2 separate regions of the Mus musculus genome follow, and region 1 is linked to region 2. A link is a contact called in ENCODE Hi-C or POLR2A ChIA-PET data. All regions are on one chromosome and are shown on one strand. Each heading gives the region's core, a stretch centred on a gene start or an enhancer-like site at or near the end of the contact. The rest is flanking DNA. Distances are from core to core; before and after follow the strand shown.

Region 1 (3,588 bases), core at 46-2,545, 140 kb before region 2:
CCTCCAGTCCACACAGCTGTGTCCCGCCCGGGATGAGCCACCAGACAGGGCTGCAGGGCCGGGTACCCATGCCTCCGGCACTGTGCCTCCAGCTCCAGGTTCATGCGCTCCACAAAGCCAGGGAAAAGGGTGGAACCTCCAGCTAGCACCACCGTATTGGCCAGCCGTGTCCGCAGTGTTGTGGGTATCTTTTGCAGTGCTTGGAAGGCCAGCGTGGGCAGTCCTGGCTCAGGGTGGCCTAGGAGACTTGGCTGGAAGATGGGTTCAGGGCAGCGGAAGCGCTCGCTGCCGAGGCGCACGTAGCAGCCATTGCCCAGGCAAAAACAGGCCCTCTGGTGGCGGGCAGGGTCACAGATATCACCCTGGAAATCTAGCGACACATAGCAGCAGCGCTTCTTGAGCTGTGTAACGGTCTTGCGGGACAGGCCCTGCAGCTGAAGATCTGGGCATGCTGCCACTAGCAAATCTCGAAAGTAGCGCGACAGGGTACTGCCTGCCACATTCAGACGGAAGGTGGCCTTGTGCCATGAGTGACCCGCGTAGATGGGTGTGGCGTGGCACACGCCCGCGCCCGCCTCCACAGCCAGCCCACTGAAAGCTCCTATGGAGCAGAGTGCCAGCAGCGCTGTGTTGGCCATGTGGCACGCAGGCACTGTTAGGGCCTCGAACAGCAGCTCAGCCACCTTCTCTCGGCCCTTGGGTGGTGCTGATGGTGAGTCGCTCACCAGCACAGGCCACTGCTCGGGGTGGACCTGCAGGCCTCCCACCATTAGGCGCTCCCACAGTCCCTCCAGTGCGTCCCAGTCCACCACTACTCCATGCTTGATAGGGTGCGCACGGGCCACGCCGCCTGCCAGCTCGCAACCTGGTGCTCCTGGCAGCACAGGCCGGTCCCAACTGGGCATCAGACTTGAGCTCTTCAGCACAATGCGCGGCTTCATCTCCCCAGCGAAGCCTGCCTTGGTGAAACCTGAGCCTTGGTCCACTACCACAGCAACGTGGTCCAATGAAGGCAGCCTGTGGGCGCGGCGAGTCCGGTGCACCGAAGACGCCACCTTCAGGGCTCAATGTGCCCCGAAGCCCTATGGGCCTTCAGGGCGGATAACTGGCCCTCTTAGTTCTCAGCTCCGCCTTTGGCTATAAGGCTCCACCTCTTAAGAGTAGGGATTCCTTTTTTGTGGCACTACCTCAAAAGTAGTGTCACTATTAGTCAAGACTTGATTCTTCCTTAGAGTCCCAGAGTCCCAGCCTTCCTAGGCAGCTCTCTTCACACGTCACTTAGCTTGGCTAGAGTTACCTGGATGTAGAGGTGGGAAGGAACTTAGATTGGGCTCATTATGACCTCAGCCTTGCAGGCACCCCCTCCTCCACCCCCTTGCGTGGGCTAATGGCAGCAGCCATTTGGGAGCCCATGTTAAGGATCTGTCTGTTTGGAGTATTTATGTGCTCTGGCTAGATGTCCAGCACTTTAACTCTCGGTTCTAAAGAGAAACTTCAGATGTACAGGTACTTTCCCTGTGTGACAGCCGCATGGGGTCTGGTCTGACCCCTTCAGCTTTGAAGCTCACATAGCAACCCTAAGCAAGTCCAAGTCTCTTCCGTGGTGTTTCTAACTCCTAAAGACAGCAATGAGCCCTGCCTCCTGGATAGACCATGTTGGTTGCAAATAGAAGACTCAGATGCACCTAAGCTAAAATAAGGATCTTATTACAGAGATCCTGGATATTTTCTGGATCATAGGGGCAAAAATAGGTCTTAGGAACAGGATCTGCCCATATAGGTATAACTGGGAAGGTCTCTTAAAGTTCCCAATTACAGTTGTAGGGGAGATGATGGAGCCAGCTTGAGCCAAGCATGCATGTGCTGATAACATTTGACAGGGCAATTAGCTCTCGAGTAGGGAGACACATACTGTGTATGGTTCACACATTTTCCAGCACAATTCCAGCCTGTGGATAGTAACACAAGTGCAGCCTTAATTGCATAGCTTATGGTTCTAGTGAGCTGAGGCATTCTGCCATCTCTAGCCCCAGGTGAAACATTCTCAGTGTGTAAGACTTTTTTTTTTTTCTCGAGACAGGGTTTCTCTGTGTAGCCCTGGCTCTCCTGGAACTGACTTTGTAGACCAGACTGGCCTCAAACTCAGAAATCCGCCTGCCTCTGCCTCCCAAGTGCTGGGATTAAAGGCGTGAGCCACCACCGCCCAGCTCAATTTTTGTTTTAAGCAATCTGTGGTACTGAATTCAAGTTACTCCTACCCCATCCTCTTGAGTGCTGGTATTGTCACAGGAATGGTGGCTTTAGGGTCTGGTCTGGAGCTGGGTGTGGGATCCAAGAAAGCCAGCAGTGGCTTCTGTTCAGAGCATGCTGCTTCTCTCGGGAATAAGAGTGACATCAGAGGCCACTGGTGCTATGTCAGTATGGAGGAGCAGAGGGAGAGCACTGATGGCAGTGGGGATCGGCAGCTGGGTGTGCATACACTAATTGTAGCCTTGGCCTTTGGAGGGGCAGCAGAGAGACTGAGGATTATATACTAGCAGGGGAAACTAATTTGCCATACACAGATTAGTGGTTTGGAAGAAGATTTTGGCTACAAATGGTAGAGGATAGAACTGGTACCTCTGGAGGAAAGTGCTTTGATTAAGGGACCCTAAAGTTTGGGGGACCTGAGTGCTTGGGAGCTGACAGGCTGTAGGGTGAGAGACTAGAGGTTCAAGCCCCTTTTCTTGAGTGTGTGCCAAAAGCAGACTCTGAGGTTCCAGCTTCACCATGACTGACATCCTGGTATGATGTTTGTAAGCCTGAAACCCTTCCTCTTCCGAAGAGGGATTTTTGAACGTTGGGGACTCTTGGAGACCTCAAACCTTTGCCTGAAACAAGTTCTTCCTAGCGTTGCTCAAGTCCACCTTCAGTCTACGGATTTGGCATGAGCTGACCTTTGTGCTACGAAAAGTAAAAGGCAGCCCTAGCTCCAGGTCGTGTTGGTGACTGTTCTAACTCCTACTCGCTCGGGGCCTCAGTTTTGACCAGGTGACCGACAGCAGGCACAGAAGTGGCAGACACAGGGTTTGCTATGTGCTCTTTATTGAGCAGAGTCCTGGCGCTAGGGGTCGTGCCAGGCACTCAGGGCCGCGGGCGAGGGCAGCGGCGCCGCTTGCGCGGCTGCTCCTCGCGGGGGTCGCCTTCACCACAGGCATCGCGTTGGGTCAGCACGTGCGCATACAGCGGCTGCCAGCACTGCGGGACCTTGGCCCCGCCCCCCGGCCTGCCTCCCACTCGACGCCCCTCCTCCTGCAGCCGTGCGTCCAGCTGCAGCAGCAGCACCAGGATCCTTTTCATCTCCCGAGCGCGCGCGCCTTCGCGCCTGTCCACGCCGTCGCCAGCCCCACGTAGCATAGGCGCCACCGCTGGGAAGCACGTTGGGGCGCCGAGCGGGTCCTCAGTTGGCCGCACCGGCCTCACAAATGGGCCCGCCGCTGCCTCGGCCAGCTGCTGCCGCTTGTCCAGCGGGAAAAGCAGCACGATCTTGGTCTGGGGGTGGGCGGGTGTGAAGGGAAGAACATGCCCTCGTGGGGCCTGAGGCTTCTT
Region 2 (3,158 bases), core at 262-2,761:
TGTGGAGCACAGATACGCATAAAGGCAAAACATCAATCCACAAAGAAATTAAAATAATTTAAAAAGTATAACCTGGAACTTGCTATGAACTATAGTTCGTCTAGAATTAATCATGATCCTTCTGCCTCAGTCTCCAGAATGCTGTGATTGCAAATGGATGGCATCTTGCTTAGTTCGATAAGTGCTCCGTGAGTGAAGAGTGAAATTATCTCCTGTTGCTATGCATGCAGGGCAAGGGAGTAGGAGGGATGTGAGCCTGGAAGCCAGAAAGACCCAGGTTAGAAGAGAGGTCTGCTTTTAGTACTCATGTGTCTCAGTTATGCAGGGTTTACCCAAGGCACAAATGATAGCATAGATCAGCCAGCTCATGTGTCATGCAAACACAGAATAAGTGACATACATGTATTGCATATATATATATATATATATATATATATATATATATATATAAAATCATATGTCATTTTATTTATTTTCACTATTTTTGTGTGCATGGGTGTACTTGTTTGCAATGTGAATACAGGTTCCCAAGGAAACTAGTGGTGTCAGATCTCCATGGAGCTGGAGTTACAAGTGGTTGTGAGCTGCCCAATGTGCATGCTGTGAATTTTACTCTGCTCCACTGTAAGAGCAGCCCATGCTCTCTCTCTCTTTCTCTCTCTCTCTTCTGGTTTTTTGAGACAGGGTTTCTCTGTGTAGCCCTGGCTGTCCCGAAACTCACTCTGTAGACCAGGCTGGCCTCAAACTCAGAAATCCGCCTGCCTCTGCCTCCCAAGTGCTGGGATTAAAGGCGTGTACCACCACGCCCGGCTTTTTTTTTTTTTTTTTTTTTTTTCAGCCCATGCTCTTAACCGCTGAGCCTTCTATCTCTTTATGTCTTTTCACTTTTATTTTTATTTTTTAAAGGCAGGGTCTCATGTAGCCTAGACTGGACTCAAACTTGCAGACCCTTCAGCCTCTACCTTCAAGTGATGGGACCAAACCCTCAAAGGAGTGGCATTTCTCCTCCTGGTGGGTGGGTAGGCTTACCTCTTTAGAGGCTGCACCCTTAAGCTGAGTCAGGCCCACAGACTGTTACTGGTACCCTCTCCCCATGGCTCACAAAACGTGAGAAACCATCTTCCTTAGCTCGTTTGCCAGTTAACTCTGTCTGCAAAGTCCCTGGAGCCTATGGTCCTGACACAGGCAGCCCTACCCCAGGATCCTTGATTCTTTTTCTTGTCCTTCAGCTTCCACGAGCTACGGTCCAATCCTCGACGGCGCACAGAACTGGATCCTTGTGTTGCCCCATCCATAGAATCCGGCCCCTTTATGTTCCGCAGAGCGCCCCACCCTCAACCTCCTCTAACTGTGGCCGTGAGGGAACGCGGTTCTGACCCACTCCCAAGTGATCCCGCTGCACATCTTTAGTTTACCGGGTAGCGTCTCTTCAGTCACTCCCGGGGCCCCGCCCCCGTTAGCCCCGCCCCCGACAGCCTGTCCTCCGAAGCTCCGCCCCCGAGGCCGGGGTAGGGTGGCGACTGGCTCTGCTGCCCCGCCGCCCTCTGCCCTGGGCGCTGGGTCGGAGCGGGCCGGGTACGGCGGGACCGGGCGAGCGCAGTGTACTGGGACTTCGAGGCGAAGATGGCGTCAGGCAGGCGCGCTCCGCGCACCGGGTTGCTGGAACTGCGCTGCGGGGCGGGCTCCGGGGCGGGTGGCGAGCGGTGGCAGCGGGTGTTGCTCTCTCTGGCGGAGGACGCGCTGACCGTGAGTCCCGCCGACGGCGAGCCCGGCCCGGAGCCGGAGCCCGCGCAGCTCAACGGCGCCGCTGAGCCCGGCGCGGCGCCCCCACAGCTGCCAGAAGCGCTGCTGCTCCAGCGGCGCCGCGTGACGGTGCGCAAGGCCGACGCCGGCGGGCTGGGCATCAGCATCAAGGGTAGGTGTGGGGCACCCAGGGCACGGGGTCGTGTTGTCTGTGCTGCTGCGGAGCGCTCAGGGGTCATGGGGGCTGGTAAACGAAAACCTGTCTAGGGCGGAAAGGAGTCTCCGGGGGAGGAAGGAACAGAGTGAGGGAAGAGCACCAAGGTCGGAAGGGGCTTGGGGAGTTCAGGTGACTCAGAAGACACAAGTGTGGAAGGATGGGGGGGCGCACCAAGGACATTGGTGCTTAGTTCTGTTTTGAAGCAAAATGGTAGCTATGGGTACCAAGGGCAGGAGGGTCCCCGGGAAGACTGACAGGGGCGGGGGCGGCGGTGAAAGGAAAGGGACTTGAGGCCTGGGACACTGCTAGAACAAGAAGGAGGTGGAAGTCATGAGACACAACCTAGGCAGACTGGTAAAGGCCTGGAGTCTGGGAGCCCAATGTGGGTGCCAGAGATGGGTAGGAGGCACAGGCATTAGCAGAGAAGGGGCCAGTAAGGACCTAGACATCTTGGGCTTCAGAGGCTGTTTGCCTATGCTGGGAGTCCTGATGGCTAGGGTTGAGTCTCCTCATCTGCCCATTTGTACATGAACAGGTACATGGAGAGAGTGAACCCAGAGTTGCCATTCCTTCCTGAGAATTCTTAGTTTCCAAGACTGACAAGTGTTTGGCATGATCTCAATCTCATGTATGCCAGGCTAGACACATGGTCACTATGTAGCAGAGGAGAACACTGAATATAATCTTCCTATTTCCACCTCCAGAGTGTTGGGATTACTGGGCTCTGCTGCTAAAATAGGTTTATGTTGTGCTGGGGATCAAGCCTAGAGCTTTATAGATGCCAAGCAAGCACTTTACCGACTGACTCCTTCCCTAACTCATTTAGGCTGCCATTGGAGTTCTAGAACTGTGAACTTCCACAAGTCACTTCCCATTTCTGAGTCTGTTTTGGTAACTTTACAATGAGGATGTTTCTGAGAGCAGGGCTTGCCGGCATGTGTGAGAGAAAAAGAGGCCAGGAGGGACTCTCAAAGCAACTAAACGCGGTGCTTAAAAATCTATGTTCAGGGGTGGGTGGGTATGGGGGACTTTTGGTATAGCATTGGAAATGTAAATGAGCTAAATACCTAATAAAAAATGGAAAAAAAAATCTATGTTCATAGCCAGCGCTAGACTCATCATTTCTGTCCCTCTGTCCGTCAGATTGAAAGTATTCATATACTCCCAGGCCTCCTGGGAGGTGCTTGTGTGATAGCTC

Evidence for each region. Hi-C counts contacts between places; a loop is a spot of excess contacts on that map. ChIA-PET counts read pairs that join two places held with the same protein, here RNA polymerase II (POLR2A).
Region 1: a loop to region 2 is called in a map of CH12.LX, with 3 times the contacts of the local background. The contact joins the promoter of Actl10 here to the promoter of Snta1 in region 2. A Hi-C loop is called at or near these places in 12 of 37 maps with a recorded cell type or tissue (CH12.LX, Patski, T-helper 17 cell and 6 more). POLR2A ChIA-PET finds 5 or more read pairs at or near these places in 3 of 5 experiments (Patski and embryonic stem cell).

What each region holds. Positions count from the first base shown.
Region 1 is chr2:154,549,483-154,553,070 of GRCm38, reverse strand. It overlaps Actl10 (actin-like 10), which reads right to left and starts at 1,295. Exons shown (of 1, transcript NM_001171640.1): 1 at 1-1,295. The coding sequence starts at 941. All of the region lies in intron 5 of Necab3 (N-terminal EF-hand calcium binding protein 3), which reads left to right. It overlaps 1700003F12Rik (RIKEN cDNA 1700003F12 gene), which reads right to left. Exons shown (of 3, transcript NM_029305.2): 3 at 3,021-3,531. The coding sequence ends at 3,124.
Region 2 is chr2:154,406,437-154,409,594 of GRCm38, reverse strand. It overlaps Snta1 (syntrophin, acidic 1), which reads left to right and starts at 1,511. Exons shown (of 8, transcript NM_009228.2): 1 at 1,511-1,915. The coding sequence starts at 1,624.